Regions from separate parts of the Homo sapiens genome. Here region 1 is linked to region 2. The links are chromatin loops, found by intact Hi-C in ENCODE. Cell type or tissue: HCT116. All regions are shown on one strand.

Region 1 (8,000 bases), 580 kb before region 2:
AAGGTTATGCTTTTCAAAGGATGGATTTGGTAAACATTTCATTTTTGTTTGTTTGTTTGTTTGTTTTGAGACGGAGTCTTGCTCTGTCGCCAGGCTGGAGTGCAGTGGTGCGATCTTGCTCACTGCAACCTCCGCCTCCCGGGTTCAAGTGATTCTCCTGCCTCAGCCTCTCAAGTAGCTGGGACTACAGGCGTGTGCCACCATGCCCAGCTAATTTTTGTATTTTTCGTAAAGACAGGGTTTCATCATGTTGGCCAGGATGGTCTCGATCTCTTGACCTCATGATCCGCCTGCCTTGGCCTCCCAAAGTGCTGGGATTACAGGCTTGAGCCACCAGCCTGGCCAACATTTAGTCTTAAAAATGACTTTCGGTTATATTGGATTTCTTCTTGTATCAAAATAGGACCTGGTGACCTTAAGAAGATTATGATTTCTCTGAGTTGCCAGGGCAGAAATGGAACTAAACCCAGAACTTAGATGAGCAACATTATTTCATATATGAGTCTCCAGAATGACCTAAAATATACCTAAGTTGGTTTTTGTTTGTCTGTTTGTTTATTTATTTAGAGATAGGGTCTCACTCTGCTGCCCAGGCTGGAGTGCAGTGATGCAATTCCCTGTAACCTTGAACTCCTGGGTGAAAATGATCTTCCTGCCTTAGCATCTCAAGTAGCTGGGACTATAGATGCATTATTATTATTGTTGTTATTTTTAGAGATAGGATCTCGCTATGTTGTCCAGGCTGGTCTCCAATTCCTAGCTTCAAGCAATCTTTCCACCTTGGCTTCCCAAAGTGCTGGGATGATAGGTATGAGCCACCGTGTCTGGCCTTATACCTGGGTTTTAAAAGGAATTTTTGGACATAATACGTGAAAGGATTCTCTTGGGTTAGTCTGTGCTGAAGGGCACTTAGCTATTACACACAACTAAGAATTGTTTAGATTTAATATATTTAACAGAGACAGCTGCTAGCTTTTATAGGAAACCTTTGGGCTCCAAAAAGCTCTTAGGAGGTACATAGAGAGATACCATTTGCTTTCTTTCTTTCTTTTGTTTTTTTGTTTTTGAGACAGAGTCTCGTTCTATCACTCAGGCTAGAGTACAATGGCACGATCTCAGCTCCCTGCAACCTCCACCTCCGGGTTCAAGTGATTCTCCTGCCTCAGCCTCCCAAGTAGCTGGGATTATAGGCGCCCGCCACCATGCCCAGCTAATTTTTGTATTTTTAGTAGAGGTGGGGTTTCACCAAGTTTACCAGGCTGTTCTCAAACTCCTGACATCAAATGATCCACCCACCTTGGCCTCCCAAAGTGCTGGGATTACAGGCGTGAACCGCCATGCCCAGCCTGCTTTCTTTATAGAACTGGAGAATAAAATGTTTTCCTGTACAAATGTTCTGGTACCCATGATAAATATCCAACATTTGATAGGAAACAGAATTTCATATAAAGCTGGTTTATTTGGGATTCTGTGTCTTATTTTATAGTCCATATTACATTAAAAAAAGTGAAGTTCCAGTGCTTTCATCCACATAATTGAGCTCTTACAAATGTGATTAATTTATACAAATAGTAAACCATTTCAAAATATATTTAATTTTTATTTTATGTCATTGAAATCTGATTTAGATATCATATATTTGAATCAAATTAGGAAACCATAATCTAGAATATTATTACTTTTTTTCAAAGGAGCTCAGTATTTGCATTAAAAAATTACCCTACGATTTATCTTTGCTTCCTGTTGAAGGTATTTGCATCACAGATATTTTTGAAGATTGTTGGGGAAGATTTAGAAGATATATAACTTACCTATTACAGTTTTAGGCATTTGTTTCAAAAATATATAAAGAACTGCTGTATCTAATGATCTCATAATGGGATTACCATTAACAAAAAGAATTTGAAACCTGTAAAAAGACTGATAGGACTATAATAGAATTTGTAAATATTGATTTAAAAATCATTTCTAATGTGTCCCTTTCAGAAGAAATATTAAAAGCTTTAAATTAAAAGATGAAAAGATTAAGACTGATGATTGTTTTATTTCATTGTTTTGAGAAAAGGTGTTTGGATGGACTGGTGAACTAGGACCTGGAATTTACTGGTTAATTCCTTCCACAACTGGCTGTAGGCTGAGGAAAAAAATAAAACCAGTAACAGATGAAGCCCAACTTGTATATAGAGATGAAACAGGGGAATTATTCCTTACAAAGGAATTTAAGTAAGTTTTGTTTATTAATGTTAGAATTATAACATCTAGACTGGATAGATATTAATAGCCTGTGTTACTCCCTTTGGCCAGCTCCCACCCCCATCCTCAGATTCTAATTCACCAATTCAACTCTTGTGAACAACCTGTATGAACTTGGAGGATGTTCTGCTAAGTTAAATAAGCCAGGCACAGAAAGATAAATACTGCATGATCTCACTTATATGTGGGAACTTTTTTTTTTTTTAAATAGAGACAGAGTTTTGCTCTGTTACCCAGGCTGGAGTACACTGTCACAATCATTGCTCACTGAAGCCTCAGAATCCTGGGCTCAGGTGATCCTCCCAGCTCAGCCTCTTGAGTAGCAGTAGCTGGGATTACAGGGGCTTGCCAGCATGCCTGGCTAATTTTTTTAAAGAGATGGGAGTCTCGCTATGTTGCCCAGGGTGGTCTCAAACTCCTGGCCTCAAGCGAGCATCCTGCCTCAACCTTTCAAAGTGCTGGGATTATAGGTGTGAGCCACCACATCCAGCCTTATATGTGGGATCTTAAAAAGTCAAACCCATAGAAACAGAGAGTAGAAGAGTGGTTATAGCAGCTGGAAGTAGTGGGGGGGTTGGGGATATGTTGGTGAAAGGATACAAAATTTCAGTTTGATAAGAGGAATAAGTTCAGGAGATCTGTTGACAATATGGTGATTATAGTTATATATTGTATCCTTGAAAATTGCTAAGAGAATAGATATTAAATGTTCCCACTAGAAAAAAAGATGATAAATATATGAGATAATGGCTATGTTAATTAGCTTTAGTCATTTCACATTGTCTACATATATCAAAAAATCACATTGTACACCATAAATATATATATCAAAACAAAACAGCTCATTCTCTAGGCATCTGAAAATGTTCCTCCATTTGCAGATCTGGGATTTTCATTTACTTGTGGGTTCTACACATTTGGCAAGTCAACTTCAGTCAAACATCGACAATTTCTCCCTATTGGTAGAGAGGAAGAAGAAAGTAGATTGGAGAAAGGAAAAAAGAAGGGAACTACTACTATTCATTGAGTTCTTACTGTGTGTTGAGATACTGTGGTTGTTCTAGAAGCTTTTTTATCTCATGTAATACTGGACTGAGCCAAAACTGTATTTGGTTACATTAACTTTATAGTTTACAGAAATTGTGTAACGCTATATTACTTCCTTTTGAATGTTATCCTCATAGAACCCTTCTTCAGCCAGGCGCGGTGGTTCACGCCTGTAATCCCAGCACTTTGGGAGGCTGAGGCGGGCGGATCACGAGGTCAGGAGATCAAGACCATCCTGGCTAAAATTTTTAGTAGAGAAACCCCATCTCTACTAAAAATACAAAAAAAAAAAAAAATTAGCCAGGTGTGGTGGCGGGCGCCTATAGTCCCAGCTACTCGGGAGGCTGAGGCAGGAGAATGGCGTGAACCCAGGAGGCGGTGCTTGCAGTGAGCCGAGATCACGCCACTGCACTCCAGCCTGGGTGACAGAGTGAGACTCCGTCTCAAAAAAAAAAAAAAAACCCTTCTTCAGCGTAGTTGCCTTAGTGACAAGAAATAACTAGCTATTTTTATAATTTTAGGTCTACTTTATCAGATATATTTGAAGTAATTGATTTAGATGGAAATGGTCTTCTTAGCCTTGAAGAATATAATTTTTTTGAATTGAGAACAAGTGGTGAGAAATGTGATGAAGATGCTTGGGCTGTCTGCAGAGGTAAGCACTTTTCTTTTCCTTAACAGATGTATAAAAATATATATATAGCACCTTTTCATCTCTAAGAAATGAGAAGTCAAACTTCTGCATGAAATATTATTATAGCATTTAGGACAGTTTGAAAGTAGTATTGTTTGTAGATCATAAAAACTTAAACATTTATTTTTCTTAAACCGATAGTTGGTATAATACTCAAGTTAAAAGAAAGTGTGAATTACTTAATCATAATTTTAGTTTTGATTCTCTACTCTTCGGGGTTTAGAAGACAAAAAACTTGTCCTTGCGCTTGATACCACTGGGCCTGAAGTGGTCAAGAACCACAAACTGTGACCAGGAGAGGGCAGCAAAAAGCCAAAAAGCTAGAGTTTTACTCACAAATTAAGGTTTCCAGGAAGTTGCTTATATTATACATGTTAAACATTCTTCAGTGCTTTTCGTATTTGAGTTGAATTTAAAAAGTCCATTTATGGAAATATTGAAGCCAAAAATGCCAAGATGGACAAAGAAAATCACTGAGAATGAGGCAAAGTCAGTTATCACTTAGAAGGAGTCTGGGAAGACATACTTGCATATTTAAGCCAAAGACCCCAAGGTCGAGGGAAAACCAAAAAGCCATAGCCAACTATAGATCACAGAACAAGAGGTATGAGGAGACCAGAATTCAGTCAAGAGAGATTAACTCACGTATGCTTTCACTGGGATAGCTATATGTGGGTCTTAAAATGGTCTAAGCTTGGCAAAGTGAGCCAGGTTGGGAGTCTGTTTACCTAGACAGCAAGTAGGGTAGAGAAGTATATTATTTATATAAAGGAATCTTTCAGTATTTCTATTTTAGCTGAAAGTTAATATAATCAACAGCAATACATGTATATTGATTTATAATATTAAACTGTGATTAATAAAATTCATAATATACATAATAGAGTATTACCTATAGGAAGATGTAATTATCTTGTAACTTTAATGATATAATCTTTTAATTGGCACTAGAGAACATTCCATAAGAGTGAATTTGTGGCTTTCTGATGGTAAAGTTTGTGATAAGTAAAATTCTAATTTAAAATTTTAATTGAATTGGCAGAGTTGACGGTTAACATTTTTTGATAGCTTACCATCTACCATGTACCAGCTGCTGATCTATGCACTTCTACACACCAACTCTATGAAGTAGTACTTTATTATTCTCACTTTATAAATCAGGAAATAGAATTAGAGGTTAAGTAACCTGACCAAGGCTACACAGCAAGAAAGTTTCACAGATAGGCTCCAGAACTTTGAACTCAATGCTATCAAAAAGTCTCCAAGAGTTATTGACTTGAAAAATGATTTGGAGGAATGTCTACTTTACCAACATTAATAATATTGCAAAGAAATGAGAGCTTTTAAGGTTTTAATGTTTCCCCTGAATAATAAGAAAATGTACTGTTTATCTGTAAGATTATTTTAATAAACTTTTTTTACACTTAAAGATGCTTTATTTTTATTTTGTTTATTAATAAGCTTTATTTTGTTTATTTATTTATTTATTTTTTTGAGATGGAGTCTCACACTGTTGCCCAGGCTGGAGTGCAGTGGCGTGATCTCGGCTCACTGCAAGCACTGCCTCCTAATAAACTTTATTTTTAGAGCAATTTTAGGTTTACAGAAAAAACAGGCTGGGTGCTGTGGCTCATGCCTATAATCCTAGCACTCTGGAAGGCTAAGGCAGTAGGATTACTTGAGGCCAGGATTTCAAGACCAGCCTGGACAACAGAGCAAATTGTCTCTTAAAAAGAAAAAAAAAAAAAAATTGGCCTGTAATCCCAGCACTTTGGGAGGCTGAGGTGGGTGGATCACTTGAGGTCATTAATTCAAGACCAGCTTGGCCAACATGGTGAAACCCCACTTGTACTAAAAATACAAAAATTATCCAAGTGTGGTGGCAGGTACCTATAATCCCAGCTACTTGGGAGGCTGAGGCAGGAGAATCACTTGAGCTTGGGAGGTGGAGGTTGCAGTGAGCCAAAATCATGCTGCTGCACTCCAGCCTGGGTGACAGAGTGAGACTCTGTCTCAAAAAAAAAAAAAAAAAAAAAAAATAGAAATCTTCCATATATTCCTCCTCACCCACAAGTTTTCCCTATTATTAACATCTTGCATTTGTATGATACCTTTGTTACAATTGATGAGTGAATTATTGATACATAATCATTAACTAAAGTTCATAGTTTACATTAGGTTCAGTCTTTTTGTTTGTTTGTTTGAGTCACTGTTAGCCTAGGACGGAGTGTAGTGGTGCAATCTCAACTCACTGCAACCCCTGCCTCCAGGCTCAAGCGATCCTCTCACCTTAGCCTCCTGAGTAGCTAGGACTACAGGTGTGTGCCACCACACCTGGCTAATTTTTGTATTTTTTTGTTGAGATGAGTTTCACCATGTTGCCCAGGCTGGTCTCAAACCCCTGGAGGGTTCACTCTTGTCTTGTACAGTTCTATGGGTTTTGACAAATATGTAACATCATGTATCCACCATTACAATATCATTTACAAAGGACTATCCTTTCTCCATTGAATTGCCTTTGCTCCTTTGTCAAATATCAGTTGAATATATTTATGTCGGTCTATTTCTGGGCTCTCTATTCTGTTCCATTGATCTATTCATCATTATTTCACCATTACCACACTGTCTTGATTGCTGTGGCTTTATAGTAAGTCTTGGAGTCAAGTGTTAATAATTTTTTTTTTTTTGAGATGGAATCTTGCTCTGTTGCCTAGGCTGGAGGGCAGTGGCGTGATCTTGGCTCACTGCAAGCTTCACCTCCCGGGTTCACGCCATTCTGCCTCAGCCTCCCGAGTAGCTGGGACTACAGGTACCCGCCACCACGCCCGGCTAATTTTTTGTATTTTTAGTAGAGATGGGGTTTCACCATGTTAACCAGGATGGTCTCGATCTCCTGACCTCATGATCTGCCCGCCTCAGCCTCCCAAAGTGCTGGGATTACAGGCGTGAGCCACTGCGCCTGGCCCAAGTGTTAATTTTTTAAAAATTAATGAGGATTGAGAATTTTAAGTTTTAAAAAGTAGATTCGTTTTTGATAGTCTCTATAGTACAGTATCTAGATAGGTTTCTTAATGTATTTGTATTATATGTCAAATATTTTTTTCATCGTTTCTACATAGTAGCTCTAACCTCGATTTTTGTGGCTACCATTTCTCTTCATGATTGAATTTAATCTGCATTTATTTTTTCCCCTTGAAAAAGTTATGAATAACTTTAAACTCTTAACTTTTTTTTTTTTTTTTTTTTTTGAGACTGAGTCTCACTCTGTCACCCAGGCTGTAGTACAGTGGCACGATCTCAGCTCACTGCAACCTCCGCCTCCCAGGTTCAAGTGATTCTCTGCCTCAGCCTCCCAAGTGGCTGGGACTACAGGTGCATGCCAGCATGCCGGGCTAATTTTATTTTTTGTATTTTTAGTAGAGATGGGGTTTCACCATGTTGGCCAGGCTGGTCTTGAACTCCTGAGCTCAGGCTATCCACCTGCCTTGGCCTCCCAAAGTGCTGGGATTACAGGCGTGAGCCACCGTGCCCGGCTTCTAAATGTTTTAAGCTATTAATCAGTCAACCGGTTTTACACAGTTATGTCTCTGCTGCTTTTCTCACAATAATGCACACAAAAGAGATGCCATCTCAAATAAGACTACCCATTTCCCTTGGATATATTATAGATGGAAGTTAGGAAATAAAATCTTCCCTGTTGTAGGATAGCTAACAAAATATCCATAATAAATAACGACTTATTATCCATGTTACAGACAAATTCAGGAATTATGCATGTCTAGATACTTCTAGGTAAATTTAGTTTTGCTCATAAATAGTGTTAAAACAGGCATAGACTTACCTGGGAAAATGTAGTTGATTCATGGATTCCAAAGTGCTCCCCATTATCTGTCAGTCTTTCAAGACTTGGGGACAATTTAGCTAAAATTAGAGGAATCAGGCATATAGTAATCTCCTTAAATATGACACTATTCCCGTTTTTCTTTCTGAAACTCAGTAGTTTGGG
Region 2 (8,000 bases):
CTCTAAGCAGTGCAAAAACTCCATTGCCAAGCCACTTGGAAAGAAGTTATAGAGTGTGGTTAGAAACACTATTTAGAGCAAATCTAGCTCTTCTACTTGCTGCGTAACTTTGGATAAGTTCTCTATGCTTTCTGAGTCTCACTTTTCTCATCTGTAGAACAGGAATAATTACATCTTTACCTTTTTTTATAAGATTGTTGTTGGGATAAAATGACTTAGTATCTGTTTTGTAAGTATATAAAACTTAGCAGTATCTGATACAGAATCAAGACTCGTTATAAGGTCTCTTTCTCGAGTAGGCTGATTTAACTAAGAGTAGTATTGAAACGCAGAACATAGTTACAGATCTAACAACATGGGATAGTGGCCTCATCTTGAGTTTCAGTTTAAATCCTAGCTCCACCACAGACTGACTTTGTGAATTTGAGCAAGTTACTTAACTTCTCTGAATTTGAGTTTCTCTCTCGTAAAATAAGGATAATAGCTCATCAGGGGCTGCTTTGAAGAAAGCACCTAACACAGTACCCAGCCCAGAGCAGCAGACACTTAATACATGTTTGGTTTTTTTCAGTGTTGTGGTTCTCAACCACATTCAAATCACCTGATAGGTTTCTTTAAGCATAGATACCTAAGCCTCATCCCCAGAGACTATGATTTAATAGGTCTAAGGTGGGGCCTGGGCATTCGTATTTCCTAAAGCTTCTCAAGGAGATTCTTTCATTCTTTTTTTTTTTTTTTTTTGAGATGGAGTCTCACTCTGTCACCCAGGCTGGAGTGAAGTGGCATGATCTTGGCTCACTGCAACCTCCACCTCCTGGGTTCAAGTGATTCTCCTACCTCAGCCCCCTGACTAGCTGGGATTACAGGCACCTGCCACCACACCCAACTAATTTTTGTATTTTTAGTAGAGATGGGGTTTCACCATGTTGACTAGGCTGGTCTTGAACTCCTGACCTCAGATGATCCACCCGTCTCGGCCTCCCAGTGTGCTGCCAAGGCGATTCTCATAAGGAGCCAAGACAGAACCACTCCCCAGCAGATAACAGTACATACTGGTTTTGGGGTTTTTTTGTGTTCTTTTTTAAAAAATCTGTCTCCCAGGAGACTGAACAGGATAGTAGGAATTCTGGGAATAGTCAAAAATTTAATACACCTGCAGTTCTAAGCCTTTGATAAGAAATGTGCAGCCAAGGAATTGCATTCCATTTTATTCTGAAAAAAAGTATTCAAAGAGTCTTTTTAAGAGTCTTGAACTGGAAAGGTGGTAAGAAGTTTAGCCTAAGCCTCACACATAAAATATGGGAACTCCCAGTAGGTTGGGGATTTATATCTGGGGGTAATTCCAGGGTTTTGTCCTCCCAAGAGATATAAATTGAAGCCTTGAGAGTTTAATGTGGGGGAGAAAGAAGTGTTCTCATAATGACACCTTAAAAATCCAGGGCTCTGCTAATGCCTAGGGATAGAAAAGCATCATCTGTAATAGCAGGGGGGTGGCATGGGGGTGTATTCTGGTCTCTGTACTTAGGTTTCCAAGATCCAAGTGTGGGTCATCAAGAACCTTCTTTCTCCCCATAGGTTTATGGTATTAGTTACCCAATAAAAGTTGGGTTAATTTTACAACCCAAGTAAAATTTAAGCCAAAAAGGCTTCAGCATTACTCTAGGATTTATGAAAGTAAACATGTGGAGTGCTTGCAGGATTGTGCAACAGTAAAATTTCAATGTCTTTATGTCAGGTATATGATATATTCATTTGTATGTGTATTTAAAGGTTAAGTTTTTAAGAGCTTTGCAACACAAACTATTTTCAGTACTAAACTGAAGATACTTCCCCCACTTTCACCTTTAAAATGATTCTTTTAATGAATGGGAGTAGAGAGAAGCAGAAAATTAGTGTCCTATCAGGTGATTTTTCCACTTGGTTTGCTCCTATACTTTGACTTTCTAGACTCCTACGCTAGACCTTCAAGCTGGGAAGTGAGCACCACAGCACTAACCGCAGTGCCTCTTACGATGTGGGAGCTTAGTAAATAACTGTCTTTTAAATAAATGTCCCTTTGGTCATTGTAAATACTTTAAGAATAGCCATATATTATCTCTACAATTTAAAAAAGCTTTTACATTATCTGATGGGATCATAATGACTTTCCCATGTAGGGCAGAGAAGTCAGTTACTGTGTCCAACTTGTAGATGAGAAAATTGTGGCTCAGAGGGCTCAGACAGCTTGCCTAAGGATGCCCAAATGTTAAACTCAGGAAGAGAATTTTGTTCTCCTGACTTTGCTCTGAGGGATTTTTACTTAGAAGAAACCAAAGGGGAAAAACGGTGTATTTTTTTTTTTTTTTTTGAGATGATATATTGAGGAGGAGCATCCAGGGTTGAAGTCAACTTATACACGTGGCAGGCAGACTTTGGTTTGGCTATGGTCTGCCTTTGAGAAACAGCTGGATGTTCTGCACTCGAGGGATCTTGTGCTCATCGTAGGCCCTCGTGGGAGATGGTAGCCTCTGCCCTTTCAGGTTGAGCCTGCCATCTTGGGTCTTCATCTCCAGCCTTAGATCTCCAGTCCTTTTACCTGGCACATGAATCATGTCATTTCTGGTGTCCCTCTGTCTTCAAGATGAAATCTATTACCCCTCCTTATAAAAAAAGTCTTATAATTTTGAGGCCGCAAAATTTTAATAAGACTATTTTTTTAAATTGTAGAGAAGCATGAAAGCAAACTTTCCATGGACATTTTCTCTAGATTTCCTTGGATTTAGTGACTCAATTCAAACTCTCCAGACTATGGTTTGCCCTGGTCCTCTTTGGGCAGGGTAGAGATAATGGAGGTTCAGCAGTGAAGAGTCACCTAACTGGGCTACCCTCGGGTTTCTTTCCAGCTGCACCCAGCTTCTCACCCCATGGATCCCCCTAATTGACGTGTCAGTTGGAGTGGATCTGTTCGCCCACGCCTTTGTAGCAAATGAAGCAGAAATAATCTGTGCTTAAAAAACAAAAAACTGTAGAACATGTGCCCAGATTTCCAACTCATTTCCTCTTTACTCCTATAACTACATCATCTTCCAGCCCACCACCAGCTGCGAAAATAAAAGCATTTTCTCCCATATTTAAGGATGATTTTGTGCTTCAGGATGACTTTCTGGGGGTGTAGGAAACTTGACCAATGTGACCAACAGATGTTTTAAGAACTGAGCAAAAGCCCAATTCCTTAGCCCAGTCTTTTGTATATTGTGCCCAACTGTGCCCCCTAGTGACTATTTAGGGTATCGCGCAGTCAGAGCTTGCTGTGCCCTGTATGTATGTGGTGCATCAGCTAATGTCTGTCTATGCTTTCTTTCAGAGATGAGTATGAAGAAGATGGATTCTGTCAGCCATACAGAGGGATTGCATGTGCAAGATTTATTGGCAACCGCACCGTCTATATGGAGTCTTTGCACATGCAAGGGGAAATAGAAAATCAGATCACAGGTAGGTAGCACCAATGAAATTATATTTGTCCCTTGAATAACTATTTTTCTCGCCAAAAGTTTTATTGAGCTCCTCTCTTGACAAAGGATTAAGCTCAGCATGGAGGTTGGGAGCAGGACCATAAAAAAGCATGAGACATGATCTCTGTGCTCTGGAATTTACATTAAAGTAATTTATTGAAGGTTGCTCTTAGAGGAAAAGGAAGCTTTGTGAAATCTCACATTCATTCAAACACTCAATAAATATTATTAAGTGCTTTCACCGTACCAGGAACTGAATCTGAATGGGAGAGGTGATGGTGTGTAAATAAGCCAGGTACGTCTCTGCCCTCACAGAGCTTACTGTTTAGAAGCAACATGATGTCGACTGAGAGGGGATGAATTTAGAGTTTAGAGTTCTGGACACTCATCCCAGAACTATTATGACAGTGAACTTTGGGGAAATCGCTTACTTTCCCAAAAAGTCCCCTTCTTCATCTGTGAAATGAGTGATGAAGCAAGATGACCATTGGTCTCTTCTTGCTCTAGCTTTCAATATTTCACTCTTCATTTTTCTTAATTGAAAGTATCCTTTTGATAGAAATCTAATAGCGAAGCACTTACTAGCACACATGAGTTAAAGTAGCATAGGCTGCCTCATAGGATTTTGCACGCATCGTTCTGGTGGTTACAGCAGCTTTGTCCCCTTCCATTAGTGTAGTTATGATGCCTCTGTGTCACGTATCCTTTGCAATCCATTCACATTGTCTTCATGACATTCTAATGAGGTTGCCATATCTAGCAAATAAAAATTCAGGATACCCAGTAACATTTGAATTTCAGATAAACAACGAATAATTTTTTAGTATAAGTATGTCATAAATATTTATCTGAAATTAAAATGTAACCGTTGTCTTTTTCTTTATCTGGCAACCCTAGGGTCTAGGAGAGGTAAGAACAAACCCAAGGCAGAAACATAGAACAGCAAAAGGCCCAGAAGCTATGTGGAAGCTATGTGCTATGAGGAATGTGAAGGAACTGAGAGGAGGCTGGGGGGAAGAGGGAGGAGGACTTTTTTTTTTTTTTTTTGAGATGGAGTCTCGCTCTGTCACCCAGGCTGGAATGCAGTGGCGCGATCTCGGCTCACTGCAAGCTCTGCTTCCTAGGTTCATGCCATTCTCCTGCATCAGCCTCCTGGAGGACTTTTTAACCAACCAAAAGAAGCAACTGTAGGAATAGGTAGTTGCCATTTTCTGAAGCCCTCATTTCAACAGGAAGAGAATTCTGAAATTTCAAAGAGCAGTAAGACTGACAGGGAGGAGCTGTTAAACACCCATTTCAACCTAATGTAAGAATGCCTTAATGTACTTTTAACTGAATATCCACAAAAGCAAGTAGACATTTTGGGCCAGGCACAGTGGCTCACTCCTGTAATCCCAGCACTTTGGGAAGCTGAGGTGGGCAGATCACTTGAGGCCAGGAGTTCGAGACCAGCCCGGCCTACATAGCAAAACCACATCTCTACTAAAAAACAATACAAATATCAGCTGGGTGTGGTGGCACATGCCTGTAGTCCCAGCTATGTGGGAGGCTGAGGCATGAGAATCCCTTGAAACTGGAAGGCAGAAGTTGCACTGAGCTGAGAGCGTAACCCTGCACTCCAGCCTGGGCGACAGAGTGAGACTGTCTCAAAAAAAAAAAAAAAAAAAAAAAAAAAGTGGAAGTTTTGATGTAAATAATTGGTAACCTATTTATAAAAATCCTCTCTTGGAGATTTCTAATGGGTATCAGCCTGGTGGAAAGTTTTTTTTTAAATTCATTTACCTTTGTTTATCCCAGCGTTTCCCAAACTTGTTGGCTTGTTTCTCAAGCACTATTCTATTTCACATGATTAATGTTCTGAGCAACATACTTGGGGAAATAATGTATCAGCAACCTCCTAGGTTTCCTTGTGAGGTGTAAGCTCCTTGTCAATAGCGGTATTCAAAGGTAGGCTGGTGCGCTTTTTGTGCATCTTACCCTACTAGTAAGAGATTAAGCTAAGGAACCACTAATATTCGATGATACACATTGGAACAATTGTACTGTGCTCTTTGAGAACTTCCAAGTGAGTTGCCTCATTTTCAGAAGATGGAGTAGAAAGTATTCCAGCCACAAAGAAATTAAGCAAGTTACCCTAAGTCATCCAGCAACTCTTGCCGTCCAGCAAGACACAGAACTGGATCCTGTGCTCAGGCTCAGCCACTGCGGAAACAAGTTCTGTCCCTACAGCTGTCAAATGTTTTAGAAGCCTCACAAAACTAATAAAAAGCACCAGATGAAACACAAAGTTCGATTGCTTTGTAGTAAAAAATGAAAAATATATTGTACTTTAACTTAATTAATTTTTTTATTAGGAAATGGTACATATGTAATTTAATCCTGTTTTATTAACTTTGTAGTCAAAATGGTTTTTTTCAAGCCAGTGAAAGTAAGCTGCTTAGACATCTGAAATGAATCTCCTTCTCTGGGCCTTGTCTGTTTCAGCACGGCGGATTCCTTGCAATGTGTGTTTATATCTGATATCCGTTGACTAGATAACCAAAGAAGATAAACCCTGGCCTCTGGGAGTTAATAATTGTGTTTGTTTTCCAGCTGCCTTCACTATGATTGGCACTTCCAGTCACTTATCTGATAAGTGTTCTCAGTTCGCCATTCCTTCCCTGTGCCACTATGCCTTCCCGTACTGCGATGAAACTTCATCCGTCCCAAAGCCCCGTGACTTGTGTCGCGATGAATGTGAAATCCTGGAGAATGTCCTGTGTCAAACAGAGTACATTTTTGCAAGATCAAATCCCATGATTCTGATGAGGCTGAAACTGCCAAACTGTGAAGATCTCCCCCAGCCAGAGAGCCCAGAAGCTGCGAACTGTATCCGGATTGGAATTCCCATGGCAGATCCTATAAATAAAAGTAAGTGGTAGCCCCTGACCTTCTGTGCTCTTCTAAGGGTCAGCAACCTGTTGGCACAGGGAAAACTGGACCTTGACCCATAGTGATTTTCATACTGTTAATCAAATTATTTTCCAATGGGCTGAGTACTGTGCCTGAGCATTCAGTGGTGGATTAGACATAGTTATCTTCAAGAAGCTTCATGAAGACAATAATTTTAAAATATTGGAGCTGGTTTCTCAATAACTTAAACATAGAATTACTATATGACCTAGCAATTCTACTCCTGAGTATGTAATCAAAAGAACTGAAAACAGATGTTCAAACAAAAACTCATATGAGAATGTTTATAACAACACTATTTACAATAGCCAAAAGGTGGAAATGACCCAAATGCCATCAGTAGAGGAGCGGTTAAACAAATTGTGGTATATCCAGACAGTGAAACATTATTTATCCATAAAAAGGAATGAAATACAGATACGTGCTACAAACCTGGATGAACCTGGAAAACATTATACTAAGTAAAAGAAGCCAGACACCATTGTATGATCCATTTATATGAAATTTCCAGAATAGATAAATCCATATAGACAGAATTCAGATTAGCGGTTACCAGGGGCCAGGCTAGGGGTAGTGGAGAGTGATTGTTTAATAGATATGGGGTTTCCTCTTAGGGTAATATAAGTGTTCTAGAACCTATAGTGGTGAAGGTTGTACAATATTGTGAAAGAACTAAATAAATGCACTAATGGTACATGTAATGGTAAGTGTATTATAGCATGTATCAGTACATTCTCACATTGCTATAAAGAAATACCTGAGACAGGGTAATTGATAAAAAAAGGAAGTTCAATTGGCTCACGTGTGGTTCTGCAGGCTGTACAGGGAGTATAGCAGCTTCTGCAGAAGGTGAACGGAGAGCAAGCTTCTTACATGGCAGGAGCAAGAGAGTGAGTGGGGAAGTGCCACATGCTTTTAAACGGCCATGAGAATGAGAACTTACTATCCCAAGGACAGTACCACGGGGGGTTTGTGCTAAACCATTCACAAGAACCCTGCTTCCGTGATCCAGTCACCTCCCACCAGGCCCCACCTCCAACCCTGGGGATTGCAATTCAACATGAGATTTGGTGGGGACACAGACCCAAACCATATCATACCGCCATTTTAAAGATATAGATGGGTTTGCCTCCATCCCCTACCCCATCAGCAGCACCACGCAAAAGACTATTTCAGTGTACATTTCCCTTTCATCTAGAATTAATCTCACCGGCAATTTTTCAGTTTCCTTTTGATCGTTAATACTATTTTGTGAGTTAAGTAAATGAGTGCATCTAAAATGCTTAACACATGGTAAGGGCTCAGTAGCAACATTATTATTATTGTCATTACTCCTCCAAACTCCAGTTCAGTTCGACTGTGTAGATTCTGCAGTGCTTTTAAGCCCCTCTGGCCACGTGCGAGGTCTTCTTAATGGGATCTGCTTCTCAAGGGTGCCGACCCCATCAGCACAGAGATAGCCCCCACTTTTGTTAGAAACCCAGAATGCACAGCCTCTGATAAGCATGTTCTGTGAATTACAATACCAACTAGATTCCTTATTACATGATTTCATGT

The links. Hi-C counts contacts between places; a loop is a spot of excess contacts. Peaks named below come from ENCODE experiments on the same cell type or tissue, not always from the same donor. Only the 100,000 strongest peaks of a DNase experiment are listed, where the experiment ranks them.
Region 1: a loop joins it to region 2, with 4 times the contacts of the local background. A loop is called at or near these places in 3 of 110 quality-filtered maps.

The regions. Positions count from the first base shown.
Region 1 is chr1:63,553,293-63,561,292 of GRCh38, forward strand. EFCAB7 (EF-hand calcium binding domain 7) reads left to right here. Exons shown (of 14, transcript NM_032437.4): 9 at 2,066-2,223; 10 at 3,822-3,955. Among named protein-coding and RNA genes, the nearest start is that of EFCAB7, 34 kb to the left of the region's middle. In HCT116, a CTCF peak has its summit at 4,297 (motif pointing right); a DNase peak (open chromatin) is centred at 4,309.
Region 2 is chr1:64,134,026-64,142,025 of GRCh38, forward strand. ROR1 (receptor tyrosine kinase like orphan receptor 1) reads left to right here. Exons shown (of 9, transcript NM_005012.4): 5 at 3,344-3,471; 6 at 6,084-6,401. Among named protein-coding and RNA genes, the nearest start is that of ROR1-AS1, 26 kb to the left of the region's middle. In HCT116, CTCF peaks have their summits at 3,255 (motif pointing left) and 3,455; a DNase peak (open chromatin) is centred at 3,246.